2 separate regions of the Homo sapiens genome follow, and region 2 is linked to region 1. A link is a loop called in an ENCODE intact Hi-C map of the cell type or tissue named here. Cell type or tissue: Calu3. All regions are shown on one strand. Links, peaks and the distances in the headings refer to the core of each region. The heading gives the core; the rest is flanking DNA. Region 1 overlaps CDK6-AS1 (CDK6 antisense RNA 1). Region 2 overlaps CDK6-AS1 (CDK6 antisense RNA 1).

Region 1 (8,348 bases), core at 316-8,315:
TCTTTTTCACTCTTTTGAGTACATGGAGAACAAATGATCAGTGACTCTAAAATCCTTCAGTTACTTCATGAAAATCATCAAGCCTCACTTGAGTCAGCTGTAGAATGAGCACTCCTTTCTTCACAAGACCTGCTCTGTTCTTTTAGCTTTTTAATCAATGACAGTGAGGAGGTAATCCATGGAGAGCATTAAATGAAAATCCAACTGTTGCAGCAAATATTTAAATTGATTAGAAGGAGCATAGGACATGAAGGGAACTAATATATATTGGGTGTCTATATCAGAAGCTATACTAGCCCTTTAACCACATTAAGGCAGTAATTCAAATAATACTGCTATCAACTCTATAAACTAGGTGATATCACTGATATTTTATAGTTGAAGCTAGGAGACGTTAACTAAGATATCTACAATGAGTTGCAAAAATTTCTGAGGAATGTATAAGTAGGTAATTTGTAAGTAGTTGTAAGTAGTTAATGCCACTTGCAAGTTGTAGTTAACTCTTTTGTAATCAGTCTGATGGTACAGCCATTTCTATTATTTCTCCAAGAATATAACACAGGCAGAGTAGCTGAGAGCTTAAGAGTTTAGGCTTTGATCTGGGTTCAAATCTGTGCCCTACCACTTTCTATCTATATAATGGGAAATGGATTTAATATTCCCAAGCTACAGTTTTCTCATAAAATAATAATAAGAATACCTTATAGGGTTGTTGTGAGGATTATATGAGATAACACATATAAAATCATAGCATATTTCCATGTAAGGGCACAATACATAGTGGTTTTTATTAATATTATTGCAGGTGAGTGGTAGAGCCAAGATTTTTTGGACTCATTTGTCTTAGTATCTTACAGGGCTTAGAGTAGTATATAGTCTTCAGAAGAGAGAGTTGTCACACAGCACAGAGAAAGTGTTAACAAAGAATATTTAGGAATAGTTAAGCAAGTAAAGGGTCTTCTTAGGCCTAGAGAATGGCAATATTGACAACATATGTACCTAAAAGTATGAAAGGAAAATATCAGAGTTTGATATTTTTGGTGGTTTGCTTCAAAAATACCAATAAATAAATTGCAATGCAGTGAGAGATTATTTTTTAATCTGATGACAGTGCATGACTTCAATTGGGTCAGAGAAAACTAGATGTTCAGATTGGAGGCTGAGGCTTGGATGAGAGGGGATAAAGTCCTGCTCCAGGGTGGCAAAGGTAACAAAAGAAAGGCATAGATTTCAGAGACATCATGAAAGAAGATGCAGGCTCAACAAAGTATCCTGAGTATCTACCATGGGATAGGTGTCATGCTAGGAGCCTGTGTGGTTTTCTCATTGATTTGAAGGTGACAAACTGAGGCTCTGAGAGACTAAGTGATTTTCTTAGCGTCACAGAACTAATAACAGATTTAACGTGGGGTTCTAATTCCAAGGCCAGCTTTGATTTTTAAATATACCTCAACTACCTCTCTTGGAGTCAATGACAAATTGGACGTGGAAGAAAGATGAGGGGGGAAGCAAGATAATTGAGAGCATAATAATACCATGAGAAGTCAAGAAGTGAACATGCACTAGCATGCATATATATACATGCACACACACACACATACACACACATACACTGTCCCATCCTCCCTATTATGGTCTGAATGTTGGCATCTCCCTCAAATTCATACGTTGGAACCTAGCACCCAGTATGATAGTATTAAGAAGTGAGAGTCTTTTGGGAATAAAGTTACGAGGGCTCTGTCTTCATGAATGGGATTAGTGCTTCTTATAAAGGAGGTTGAAGGGAGCCGCCTTGCCCATACTGCCATGTGAAGACGAAGCAACAAGGTGTCATCTGTAAAGCAGAGATTCCTCACCAGACACTGAATCTGCTGGTGCCTTGATCTTGGACTTCCCAACCTCTGGGACTGTGAGAAATAAATGTGTATTTTTGTAAGTCTGTAAGTCAGCCTTCAATATGAGCATCCAGTTTTCTCTGACCCTATTGAAATTATGCACTGTCATCACATTAAAAAACAATCTCTCACTGCATTGCAATTTATTTACTGGTATTTTTGAGCACCCAGTGTAAGGTATTTTGTTATAGCAGTCTGAATGGACTAAGACACTCCCAAATATATAACAACATACAGAGATTCTCTAGTTAATATCCGTAATCACACAGAATCCATAAATCTCTTATCCGACAGCAATGTTTTGAAATAAACTTGTGTAGTATGCCTCCCAAAAAGAACCAAATACAAATAGATATAGTAAAGGTATATGGCCAATTTTTATGGAACAGTTACCAAATCATAGCCCTGTGGTTACATGCATTATGTCATTTAATCACAATAACCCTGTGAGGGTCTTATGAGGTAGGTATTCTCATTGAACCCATTTTACAAAAAAATGGGAGATGTTGCTTCTAGCTAGTGTTCTCTGTTCCTATCTCCTAGGTACAGTATACATTTTTTAGTTGTTCACCTCTTTTTCTCTGTTATTTATTTTACCTTTCTTCCTGCAGATTTACCCTTTTAGAATATGCCCATCAATTTTTACTACCAGTCCCAAAATAGAGCTTCTCTTTTTAGCTCCCCCCCCAGTCCTGAGCATCTTCTCACTCCACTTGGGAAGCTGAAAACCTCACAGGCCATGTTTTATGGATGCCTGGACACCCCCAGTGTGGGCAATAAAGCTCTTTATACAGAGGATGGAATTATGGCTCAATATCTATTTGGGCTGGCTGTTCCTGGAACCAGAGATAGTTTATTTATGACTAACGAAAACTTACTAATCTGTCTTCAAGTGACAAGTGACAGAAACCCAGCCGAAACTTAAGCAAAGGAAAAAGTCATTTGGTTGACTGGAACTAAGAAGAATCAAAGAGGAGCTGGAATCAGACACTATCCCAAATCTCTCTCTGTCTTTCTCTCTCTTCCCATATCTCTCTCTCACTTAGAGGATTGTCAACAATAAGAAAAATACAACCTATCTTCCACTGGCTTAAGAAATAAGTCCTTCATTTCCTTCAAGTGTTTGTTCAAATCTCACTTCTTCAGTGAAGCCAAATTCTCACTTTATTCAACATCAAAACCTGTCCCTTTGATCCTAGCATTCTTGATTCTTTTTGCCATGCTCCTCTTATCAATTTTTTTCTGCTTACTATTTCCTAACATACTATAGAATTTTCTTACTTAACGTTTTTAGTTTATTATAATCTCTCTTGGCTAGAATGTGAGTTCCACAAGGGTAGGGATCTTGTGTTTTGTTCACTGAGCTACTTCAGACACCTAGAATAGGGTCTGGGACATGGTAGATGCTCAACAAATATGATTGCATGAATGAAAGGGAATCTATTATCTTACATAAGAAGAAATCTCAAGTTGAGTGGACCCAGGATTGTTGGTTCAATGGCTCAATGACATAATTTAAAACCATACTTTTTCCATCTTTCCTGTCTGCCATCCTCAGCACTTCAGCTAGGCCTCTTAGGCTGGCTCTTTTCATGTTCGCAAGATGGCTGCTGCAGTTCCAAGTATCACATGTTGACAAGTATCACAGGTTGATAAGACATATGCGGCAACAGCAGAAGGACGGTTGCTAGCTGCTTCTTTTCTGACTCTATTTTTTTTCTTTAATCAGTGAAAAGTCATATATTATTTTTTAAAAGCCACACTTGCATATATAACAACTGAAGTTAAGATAACTGGTTATAGTTGCATTAGTTTCTAAGCTAACCCTTACAAACAAGAATACTTATTCTTTTTTTTTTTTTGAGATGGAGTCTCGCTCTGTCACCCAGGCTGGAGTGCAGTGGCGTGATCTCGGCTCACTGCAACCTCTGCCTCCTGGGTTCACGCCATTCTCCCGCCTCAGCCTCCTGAGTAGCTGGGACTACAGGCGCCTGCCACCATGCCTGGCTAATTTTTTTGAAGAACACTTATTCTTAATATAAGTTACTCAAGTGCAACCATGTGTTAGTTTTGGAAGAAATAAGTCAATGTAAATGTATGAAATGTTAGGAAGGCATTTCTAGGTATAGTAAGTGTAATAATTCAACATTGCTTTTGAAAAGTATAATAGCTAGAAAAATTACTTTTAAAAATCTATAGTAGTTTCTTATTTTGATAAAATTCTTAGAAATAAAACATGAGGAGATCTGCCATGAAGATGACTAATGGGAAGGTGTTCTTGATTATATTAAAGTAAGGCAAAGTATCTTTAAAAACTGTGAAAATGTATTTTAAAATACAAATTTTCTATATGGTATAATATAGCCAAAATATATGAGAGACAATTTATTTGTTTTTTGGCTTAATCGATGGAATGCATATTTTATTTAACCTATGTTATAGGTCAAATGGATTAAAAAATTAACTTTTGCTAAGAAGATGAGACAGTGGTAAGGGGTCTGTTGAACTCATTTAATATTGCTGTTTGAAAAAATAAAGAGTATATGGTGTAAAAATATTAATTTAAAAATGGACTATATTGGTTGTAATCTTGTTCAACATTATCTGTAAGCCTCATGCTTATAAAATCTGAAGCAAGAATAACTACAGATCACCCTGTTAATCCTTTGGGCATTCCTAGTTGAATTAAGTTTGTCCTTGTTAAAGAAATTATCTTTGTTTTTTTTCCCCCTCAGGCATGCATGTAAAACAGTTCCTGTCTCAATGTATGCCTTAGGCAAAAAGTTCAGTGCTCAATTACCTGCTGTCTGAAGTCTCATATTTTGCAGCAAGCAAGTGAAATAGCATTTTAATCAGAAGTCTTGACCTCTGCTCTTCTTTTCCCTTCACAGCACTGCAAGCTATTTGGCATATGAAGGTCTTGACCTGAGAAAACCATCTTGGATAACTGCAGCAAGGAAAAGGAAAAATGCAACACCTAGGAGATTTCAGTAAACAGTAGAATCATGCCAACCTAATCTGTGTTAAAATGCTTGGAATGTGGGAGCCGCTGATGATGCCTCTTGTCTGTGTGTCTGACTGAATCCTTTCTTTTCTCAGAGCAGCAAAGCAAAGCCTGGGAACCAGGCCAAATGCCTGCCACTTACCTTAAATTGATCAGCCACTTTGAGATTAAAACCCCTGAAAGCTGCCACACCGTGAAAACAAGGCCTCCTTCACATTAAAGGCAAATTGCGACTTTGGGTTTGCTGTGATCTTTTTTCCATTTTATCCAGTTTTTCACAGTGCACTTTTTTCCCCCTTTCCATTTATGCTCCAATATAGAAGCCAATAGTTACAGCATCTTGGCCAAGCATTCATTAAGGTTTATAAGAACAAAATTTATGGTTATTTAGGAGTTGGCACAAAGGCAGACTGTTGCTGGAAAAAGAAAAAGAAATACAGGTGGGAAATAGAAGCCTCCACAAAGGCCCACACTATACAGTAGTGTACTAGACTCTAGTAGTGGGCTGGGAGGAAAATGAAATAGTATTTGAAACCAGCTACTCTTCTATTCTGAATCATTCTCATTTATGGCTCTGCAGATTATTGAAACAAGTATACTGGTTATTCCAGGAGATTTTTCTGTCTTGGGTAAATGCTACCATTTACAGGAGCTGACAGTAGAGATAAATAGATGTGTGCCAATCTGAGTGATCTGGCAGTTTGGCTAAAGGATAAAGTGCATTTAAAAAAGAAATATATATATATATATAATTTCTATATTTATATATAGAAATATATATCTATATATTGCTATATAGATAGAATCATATATATGATATATATGACTCATATATGATTTTTATATATGATATATATATGATATATATATATGATATATATATATGATATATATATATATATGAGATATATATATATATATATATATATGATATATATATATATATATATATATATATGATATATATATATATAAGATCAGGATAAGGGCTTTCCCGTAAAGAGAAGAGTCACATTATCCTCCTTAGTGGACCTTACATAATGCTGAGCCTGTGTTCCCAAAAATCTAGGGTGTGGGTAAAACACACCCTTAATCTTAGAATTCGGGTAGTAATGTGGAATTCTGATGCAGGCTGGAAGGCTTTATTCTCCTTCAGGAAATACTGTTAATGATTCTTCTTCCTTTAAAAAAATACCCTGGCTTTCTTCACTAGGGGAATAAGAAAGCTCTTTGCCCTATCTTTTGCAATATTTATTAAGTAAGCCCTTTAAAAATATAGTTTAGTTTCTACTCATTGTTGTCTAAGAACTACCTAGAGTACTATCATTTATTGAAAAAATATACAGCTTCAGTGTTTCATGATGTAAACTGTTCCTAAAATATCACTTATTTTAGCTGCACTGGTAACTCACTATGTGACTTGGGGCAGGTTAATTTACATGTTCAGCCATCTCCCATTCTCAAATAGGAATACTAATAACGATTATAATAATAAAACATACTATTCCACTGTGATGAGGTAGACTGTGATGAAGTATTTGCTTCTACTTCCATAACTTTGCATATGCTAGAATATTTTACCCTTTCCTCCCCATGAAATTAAGTTCATCAGTTTTACTGATACTGTTTTGAAAACCTTCCACCTGATTCTTTTTATTCCTGTTTATCAGCATCACTTCAACATGGATACACATACTGATATTTTGACCCGCATTTGTTCACAGGTTGCTCTGCAGCAGACCTATTTAATTGTGCATGGATATAAGTGATTCATCCTAACTATACATGCTTAAAGCTCCCCAGGGGAAAGGGGAATGACCTTCCTGATATCTCTCCACCATTCTTGTAACAGTCCTCTGTTCTGAAAAGACACTCATTAAATCTGGAAAATTGAAGATGCACAGAATCTTTTGTGTCATTTCATAAAATGCCAGCTACAACTCTGGATGCATGAGCACACATGTGACCATCACTTGCAAATAATACTGATTATTTCTGAGCCTGGGTTAGTCTGTTTAGCAATCATAATAAGACATTTGCCTTGTTTTGCAGAGTGTCAGAAAGCCACAGCCATGATAAAAGGAAACACAGAAAAAGCTATGGCTCAGTGTGTTGGTCAACTCTGTTTCTGCCCCTTTTTAACCAGTTTGTCTTATAAGTTTGTCGTTAAAATTTTCCATCACACCTAATAGACTTTTATCTTGATCATCAATTTTATAACTTCCAAGTCTTCATACTTCATATTTCCTATTAATTGTGATTGTTCTGTGTTTCTTTTTTTTCTATTTTTTTAAAAATTATCTTTAAGTTCTGGGGTGCATGTGCAGAACCTGCAGTTTTGTTACATAGGTATGCATGTGCCATGGTGGTTTGCTGCACCCGCGAATCCATCCACTACTTGAGGTATTTCTCCTAATGCTATCCCTCTCCTAGCCCCCCACCCCGACAGGCCCTGGTATGTGATGTTCCCCTCCCTATGTCTATGTATTCTCATTGTTCAACTCCCACTTATGAGTGAGAACATGTGGTGTTTGGTTTTCTGTTCTTGTGATAGTTTGCTAAGAATGATGGTTTCCAGCTTCATCCATGTCCCTACAAAGGACATGAACTCATCCTTTTTTATGGCTGCATAGTATTCCATGGTGTATATGTGCCACATTTTCTTTATCCAGTCTATCATTGATGGGCATTTGGGTTGGTTCCAAGTCTTTGCTATTGTGAATGGTGCCATAATAAACATATATGTGCATGTGTCTTTATAGTAGAATGATTTATAATCCTTTGGGTATATACCCAGTAATGGGATTGCTGGGTCAAATGGTATTTCTAGTTCTAGATCCTTGAGGAATCGCCACACTGTCTTCCACAATGGTTGAACTAATTTGCACTCACAGCAACAGTGTAAAAGCATTCCTATTTCTCCACATCCTCTCCATCATCTGTTGTTTCCTGACTTTTTAATGATTGCCATTCTAACAGGTGTGAGATGGTATCTTGTGGTTTTGATTTGCATTTCCCTACTGACCAGCGATGATGAACTTTTTTTCATATGTCTGTTGGCTGCATAAATGTCTTCTTTTGAGAAGGGTCTGTTCATATCCTTTGCCCACTTTTTGATGGGGTTGTTTTTTTCTTGTAAATTTGTTTAAGTTCTTTGTAGATTATGGATATTAGCCCTTTGTCAGATGGATAGATTGCAAAAATTTTCTCCCATTCTGTAGGTTGCCTGTTCACTCTGATGATAGTTTCTTTTGCTGTGCAGAAGCTCTTTAGTTTAATTAGATCCCATTTATCAGTTTTGGCTTTTGTTGCCATTGCTTTTGGTGTCATGAAGTCTTTGCCCATGCCTACGTCCTGAATGGTATTGCTCAGGATTTCTTCTAGGATTTTTATGGTCCTAGGAGGGACTCTTTGATCCATTTTGAGTTGATTTTTGTATAAGGTATAAG
Region 2 (8,348 bases), core at 294-8,293, 61 kb before region 1:
GAAACAGCATGTGGGGAAGCATATAGAACAATGTGGTAAGTGACCATTTTTTACATTATCATAAACATCCTATACATTTGAAGAACGTAGAAAGCACAGTAGTCACCAGACTGTAAGAATCCGAAGGTAGCAAAAAGAATGCTCATGATCAGAATGGTTCGGGGGTGGTTTTATGCACCTTCTGCTTTTATAAGGATATAACTTTAGATATACTGTGTATTTAAGTAATATGTATTTAACTATTGCCCTTTAAAATATTACATATCCAATCAGGTTGTTTTTATTTCAGCTGGATTAATCTTATGTATGCCCAATTCCATATTCCAAACAACCCTAAAAACCTCAGTTAAAAAAAAAATCGCTGGAATGCTTCAATACTAGATTTGAAGATAATAGTAGCAGCTGGAGTAGAAGGAGCAGAAAGCTGCTTTCTACCCCAAAATAAAACATTCTTTCTCTTTGATGATTCTTTTTCTTTCTTTTCCAGTAACTCTACTTTTTTTTTAGAATTGTTTTGAAAGTAGCACATTCAGGTATAGATTCATTTATTCATTCATTCGATAAATATCTACTGGGTATCAACCCTGTGCCAGCTCTAGACTAAGCACTGGGACATGTTATAAGAAACTTTTAATGTGGCACTGGACTTCAGGAGAGATCTCAAGGCTAAAAATATAGGATTGGGGGTTAGGTAAATGGTGGTAATAGTGCCTTTAAGGCATATGGAAATGGAGAGAGTTAAGTGAAGAGACATCTGTATATTGAGGTGAAGAGGAGGGGAGGGTAGATGAGACCAGTTTGTAGTTGATTGCTTCAGAAAGTCGTTGCATGAATGGTATAGAAAAGATACAAAAGGCTTTGGGTAAGTGAGTAAGAATGATTGTAGAGCTGTTAGGGAGAATGTTCCCAGCAATGAATCAGAGGATTGTTGTTGGCGTTTCCAGCACAGTGGAAGCTAGCATCAGTATGTTATAGTGAGCCAGGGCAGTCCCAGGTTTTCTCCAGCAATGCTCATCAGCAAAAGCAGAAAAATTAGAGAGTGTGTATGATGTAAGTTTGCCCACTGATATGGTGGGTAATGAGAACTGAGACTCGGTGTTAGAAAGGATGATAAAAAGGGCTGAAAAGAAGAAACTAGAAGAACCTTCCTTTTTATAGAAAGTTAATGGATGCATTAAACTATGAGGGTTTTAGTGTTTATCGAACTTGGTGAGCAGAAAACAAAGAGGGAGATGGGAAGGTGGAGAGGTACAGTGGTAGAACCGTGATTGTGTGTGGAGAATGAATATTCTTAGCACTGGTAATAATTAAATTCAGCGAATGATCTTGCTGGTGCATCACTCAGGTTGGGTGGGGTTGGAGGATTACAGGTAGCAAGATTATGGGATTATATAGTTGAGGTATCTCATGGGTCCCTAGCATGAATTTTGAAGTTGTCAGAGGTCACGATGAAGAATAACGGTGTGGAGGAAAATCAAAAGCCACGTGCTGCATTAATTTAGAAAGTGGAAGTGGGTCTCATAGGAGTTCAGTAAACAGCAGCCATGGTGCCTTTAAGGTGGTAGAACAAAGAACCAGTGTAAATTTTAAATGAGAAGAAAGAAATGGACAATTTGGTAGTGAGTAGTTTAAAGGTTTAAAGTGTGGACTTGTGAATTACTGGAAGAAAAATCCCAAGAGGGCCAGAATTTATTTTGAAGACACTCATATACTCTATTCTAATCAGACAACCATATTTTTTTTTACCAGACTCATTTAAATCAATATTAATTGTTGTTGATTTGGTTATTCATCATTATAGATATTGTCTCTGGTAAGAAAAAGGTGTTATTTTATTCTGCCTTCATTCCTTTCTGGCAGTGTTTTGTAGTATTTCTTCATAGTTCCCGGCCTTAAAAAATGTCAGTTTGTGGGAGGATATACTTTTCCAAATATCAGATATCCTAAGTTTTTCATATATATCAAGACTGTGATCCAATTGGTAGAACCACTAAACTAGAGAGCATGTTATTTTTCAAATCATCTGTATCTAAAAAGAAAACACTGTATTCTTCCTAATATTTTCTCCCTGAATACCAACATTTATTTAATCTCACTCATGTAATCATACTCTTGGACTAGTTCTCCGAACTACCGTTATATTAACTATGTAAACTGTAACAGATACAATTATTAAATTACCTTTTGCATTAGAATAGAGAACATCCCTTTCTACGATTTTCTTGATGTATAAATAATGGCCTGATAACTTCACAGACACACTAGTATATTCACAGATACTCTGGTCATTGCAAAGCCGGTTCCTCACCCCTGTAGCTAAATAATTTCTATACAAAGCACACTGAATGCTATTTAAATCACAAGTCTCTTCCAAGAAATTTCTTCTCTTCCTAGAAAATTATTTAGTAGGGGCAGTATATGGCAGCAGTAAAGGTTAATGTTAACAAACCCCTGTCCTTTACAGTTAAGTGCTAAAAGGCAGGTGTTCTCACATTTATTATACTTCTATTGTGCTTTCCATCACTAATGTAACACTTATCTGAAAATCGATAATTTTGAAAGATTTCACAGCTGCAGTATTCTTTGTGCTTTATCACTAAGAACAAACAAACCCTATTCATTCAGTGGGATGAACTTATTACTTTTCAATCCTTATTTAAGTAAACCTGGTCTATGGAATTCCGAAGTAAGATATTACTGCTTTCCTACTTTCCTTCCTGCAGCGTTAATTCTCCTTTGGAAGACAGTCATCTTGCCTGCTGTATCCATCTCTTAGTCTAACTCTTGTTTGATATAAGATCAAAAGGCGTTCGTTTTCTGTATCAATTAGGCAGGCTGTCTTGTCTCAATGAGATTAAGTAGCCTCTGAAGAGAAGTGACACCAGGGAGGAGGTAGATGAGCTGATAATTAACATACAATATGGCTGTCTTAATTCTTTCGAAATGATAGTTTGCCTAGTCTGATGTCTTTCTTTTATAATTGTGTCCGTGGCTCATTTGTTCAGGGCAACCAAGCAGCACACACCAGACCTGATAATCAGTGGTTTGGGTTTCTAATAAAGCTGGAAGGACACATCAATTCCTTCCTAGGCTTGACATTTTTTTTTCGTACTAGGGAAAGGCCCTAATATTTTCTTGTTTCTTAGATTTTTTAAGGACATTCATGAAGTACCAGAATATTTTATTCCAAATAAATTATAAATGCAATACCCAGTATTAACTCCCAAGTTTCTTAAAGAAAATGTTATCAAAAGCAATTGTTGAGCCCCAGACAAAGCTATGTAAGCAGGGTATCAGTCCTTCTATAGGTAGACTCTGCCTAGAAGCCTGAGTTTTTATAGCCTGAGTTTTCCGCAGTCATATTTAACCATGTTTCTTGAGATAAGACTTTAATTATCTCATTACAGAAAGTGAAGCAGTGTTTTCAAAGGAGCAAACAAAACACTGGTATTTATTAACAACATTTTCTTTCAGTGTATTTCCTCTCACTTCACTTTCAGAGATTTTCTAGCCAGTTGCTTCTCTAAGAAAAGATTGTTAGGTACAAATTCCCTGAGTTTAGCTCCCTTGCCATCATCAGACTTCTAGGCTTAAACCTATTTTTATCTACTTCCTATTATCCCAGAGGCAACATTTCTACCCCTTTCCAAGTCTCAGCCTTCAATCTGTGCCCACACATTCTGGCTTCCTCCGCCATCCCCTGCTCTCGTGCTTTTTTTTCTGGCCGTATGTGTGCTCAAGACATTACAGAAGTTAAAACAAGTGATCCAAACAACCATTCTTTATCTAACCCAGCTTCTTTTCTTACTAGGTTAATGCCTTACATTTCTCCATCATCAAATTCTTAAGAAAGATATTTACATGACTTATTCTAATCATTAGTTCTATTCTCTTTGCAGTCCACCCCTGGCTGGTTTCTGCTTCCACCTGCTGATCTCACAGAGGTGAGGTGATAACAGTGATGAAACAAAATCTTCAAACCACAGCACAGTAAGAAGATGCCGAGTTTATATGTGGACACTGCTTTTGTGACTATGACTATTGTTGTGGGTTTCCTTGCTTTCCATCTCGCCAGTTCCCTTCTTGACATTGTACAGCTATTTCCTTTGTAATACAGAAACTCTCTTACAGAATATTTCCACAGCTGGCTTTCATCACTTCTTGATAGGTACCTAAATATTTCAGTTTTTTCCACTTTATTTTCCTTTAACAATAACTGCTGCCCAATTAAATAATTCATCTTTTCCCCTGTATAAGTATTTGTGGTACTGAATGAATGTTTATCAAGCACCATTTGGAATCTCCTATTTTCTCTGGCTTGGCTTTTTCACAGACTCTTGGTCTCAATTACACATGGCAGTTTGAATTAAGTGTATTTAACCATTTTAAAATTAAGAATGAGTTTAGAGTTTGTTTTAGAATTTTTTCTACCCCATAGAGATGATTGTGTGTAAATTAAAGACTAACTTTAAAATCCAAGAGTTTCTTTGTTGTATAATAGTTAGATCGTGCACATTTATAAATAACATTCAGAAGCGTGACACAGAAAAGCAAACATTATGCTTTAAAATGTTCACAAATGATAATAATAACAATGTTTATTTTCTGCTTACTATGAGGTAGGTGCATAACTAAGTTCTTTATGGGCATTAATTTATTTACTCTTTTCATCAGCCCTAGAAGTTTGGAATTTTATTATTCGTTCCAGAAAGGTTACAAAACTTGCCCTAGATAGCTCAAAACTGGTGAAGTTGGGATTCTCAAGTCTCACCCCTGCATCATATGCCATTCTGCCTCTCCAAGGATGTCTACACATCAGTGAGTTTGATAAAACAAATACTAACATGGCTTCTTGATTCTAAGATACTATCAAGTGTAAGCTGTACCACCTATTTAATATTATCTTTCCAGGATAAAGTGAATCACTACCAACAGTATGTGTGTGTGCGTATGTGTGTGTGTGTGTTATAGATATATCACACTATATTTAGTCTCTTGGTCTCAAATTATGATTTTTGGTATTGAGAACATGTATGTCTTAATTTTTTCATACAGATGGAAATTTTCAAATATTGAAATATATAAAATATTTAAGTATATACTTACTATATTATATACATAATGCATATTATGTATGTGGGGCAGTATATACCCAACATGCATATTATATATATAATATAGTAAGTATATACTTAAATATTTTATATATAACTAGAAACATAATATGCATTATGTATATAATATAGTAAGTATATACTTAAATATTTTATATTTATACATAATATGCATTATGTATATAATATATTATGTAATAATATGTAATTATATAATAATTATACTATGTAATAATATATGCTTAAGTGTATTATGTATTATACATAAATATAGAAATTAGTATCCCTTTCCTCTCATTTTACCCTCTATTTTAAGTCTTTATTCTACATAATGGTGAAAAAATTAATCTTGTTGATTTTAAGGGAGCTCAGTTTTTACAATTTTATTTTAAAATCCTCAATCAGGATTGATTTCTGCGCACTTTTCCTTAAGTTACATCTGAGTTTCTGGAGGTTTGTGCTAAATTTACGCAATAACCAGGAAGGGGATATTTGCTCTTCATTTGTCCTTGATCTTCCACTGGCATCTGCTGAGAGAGAAATTCCATATGGTTTTTGGTTGTCTGCCTCTATCCCTTTGGCCTATGTTAGGAGACCACAACCTTACAGAATTCCTGGTTATGAAGACTATAAACTACCTCCTCCTTTTTCCAACCATCAGGATTCTGGGATCTGATGGCCTCCTTTCAGTCACATATACACCTCTCTTTGGGGTACAGTGGCTGTCAGTTGTTCTCTGGTATCACACTGCGGGTGCTCGAGGCTACTCCTAAACTCCACCTCACTTAGCCCCTGGAACTTCATTCTGGTTTGAACCCTGGGGAGAAGTGGAGTAAGGCTCCTTCCTAGCTCTCTTATCTGCCCGTGGTATAACAACCAAGACCTCTCCTTGTAGGGGCAGAAAAACTCACCCTTTTATTGTTAGATACTACTCTTATCTCTATGGTATAAACTTTATGGACCAAGTTCTTCAGGGTTTTGGCTTTTTATATTCAGTGCCAAACTTTTAGTGCTCAAAACACTTCTTTTTCAAAAAACTGGGCTATCTGAAATCAAAAGCTCATTGGCTTTCAAGACTAAGTCCTCTGTTGTAAATTTTTTAAAAGCCTATTGCCTTCTTTGTTTTTCCTCATGATAACTTGTGCCCTGCTTTCTCTGGGACAAATAAATGTTCCCCAGAGGCTGTGAATGCTATTTGCTCTGGAGGTAGTGATCACCAAGACAACAGCAAAAAACTTGGTTAATATCTCCATATGTAATTCCTCCACATATATTAAAATATAAAAGTATATAACATATAAATATAATCATACAACATATATTAATATAAATAACTACAAAATTTATGATTTTATATATTATATATAATTTATGTGTAACAAGTATAGGTATATAATTTTTTCTGCCTTCTTATGTGAAGACAAGTGTTATCAGGAGAACCTGGACCGGGATAATGGCAATAAGAGTAGTGTTAAAAAAAAAAAAAGATACATACTAGAGATATGTCAAAGAAAGAGTGGTTGCAACTTAGCAATAATGTGAAGACATGGCACTGTCTACATTGGTGGGAATGTTTATATTAGAGAGACTAGACAGATTTTGGCAAACCACCTTACCTTTCTTTGCTATTACAGAAATGGCCTTGGAGGATAACGAACCTTAGAAACAGGTTTCAGAATTTTTCTATTCCTTAAAATCTGCTATGCTTTGAATGTTTGTCTCCTCTAAAACTCATGTTGAAATTTAACTGTTATTGTCACAGGCAATGATGAGACCATTTAAGAGGTTATTTGGCCAAAAGAACTTCGCCCTCATCAGTGGGATTGATGCCTTTATAAAAGAGAGGGTTTGGCCCCTTTTGCTTCTTTGTTCTTGAGCTCTTATGCCATGTGAAGAACAGCATTCCTCACTCCTGAAGGATGCTGCATTCAAGGCACCAGCTTGGAAGCAGAGACTGGGCCCTCATACCAAACATGCTGGCACCTTGATCTTGAACTGTCCAGCCTCCAGAACTGTGAGAAATAAATTTCTGCTCTTTATAAATTACCCAGTTTCAGGTATTCTGTGGTAGCAGCACAAAACAAAGACACAGCCACATTATACTCAACAAGTATTTATTGAGCATGTATTACATGAAAATCTTTGAATAAAGTGTTTCAAAGAATTCAGAGATGATTAAAACACATGCTTGAGCCGAAAGTCATAGAGTAGGGACTAAGTATATATTGTACTTCAAAGAATATAAAGGACGCTTCATAAAGCCCAAAAGTGCTTGATCAGAGAAGCGTTTTGTAAATTACAGAGACTTAGAATTTAGGGATCTTATTAGTAATAATATAATTATATTGGACTTCGAAGACATCAGGGAGCCAGCAAGGAATAAGCTCCCAAATTACAAAATAACTAAAGTTAGAACTAAATATGCAATCAAATTAGAAAAAAATGAAAAGTTATGATGTCAAGTATGACATGGTAAAGAGCAGTGACATAGGCAAGCTTACATCCTGCTGCTGGTGGTGTCTTGCCATCATTCTGGAAAATCATTTTTTACTCATGAGTCAAAATCCTTAAACAAGTTTGACCAAAGGAAATAATCTGCTAAATGTGCAGAAATGTATTTACAAAGGCTTTTATCACAACAAAATTAGGAAAAGTCCAGGTTAAATACCTTGTGTAGTATTATAATGGACATTTACCTACCTGAAATTGGCCAAATAAGTTTTCTCAGAATTGCCCCTTCACCCACCTCTTTCCACTTAATTGACTTGGGGCTGTTATATAACTTTCTAGTAAAGTACAACTGATTGGTCTAATTGATGGCATTGTCCAGGAAATTTAGAAAATAGCAAGAGTTTGGGAGGCTGAGGCGGGCGGATCACGAGGTCAGGAGATCAAGACCATCCTGGCCAACATGGTGAAACCCTGTCTCTACTAAAATACAAAAAAATTAACTGGGCGTGGTGGCGTGCGCCTGTAGTCCCAGCTACTTGGGAGGCTGAGGCAGGGGAATTGCTTGAAACCAGGAGGTGGAGGTTGCAGTGAGCTGAGATCGCGCCACTGCACTCCAGCCTGGTGACAGAGCGAGACTCTGTCCAAAAAAAAAAAAAAAGAAAAAATAGCAAGAGCAAGAATAGAAGCCATCCTTTGTACAAGAAGGAGAAAAACACCAGGCACTGTGTGTGTGGCTGTATCAAGAACACACAAGAACACACACACACACACACACACCAGGAA

Evidence for each region. A loop is a pair of places that touch in the nucleus more often than their neighbours do. Peaks named below come from ENCODE experiments on the same cell type or tissue, not always from the same donor. Only the 100,000 strongest peaks of a DNase experiment are listed, where the experiment ranks them.
Region 2: it touches region 1 in a loop (2.2-fold over the local background); 3 of 110 quality-filtered maps call a loop at or near these places.

What each region holds. Positions count from the first base shown.
Region 1 is chr7:92,912,051-92,920,398 of GRCh38, forward strand. It overlaps CDK6-AS1 (CDK6 antisense RNA 1), which reads left to right. Exons shown (of 2, transcript NR_110088.1): 2 at 4,787-5,137. Among named protein-coding and RNA genes, the nearest start is that of CDK6, 80 kb to the left of the region's middle. In Calu3, for the core only: no CTCF peak of the experiment used is centred there; a DNase peak (open chromatin) is centred at 5,021.
Region 2 is chr7:92,851,010-92,859,357 of GRCh38, forward strand. The region is part of intron 1 of CDK6-AS1 (CDK6 antisense RNA 1); the gene reads left to right. Among named protein-coding and RNA genes, the nearest start is that of CDK6, 19 kb to the left of the region's middle. In Calu3, for the core only: no CTCF peak of the experiment used is centred there; no DNase peak of the experiment used is centred there.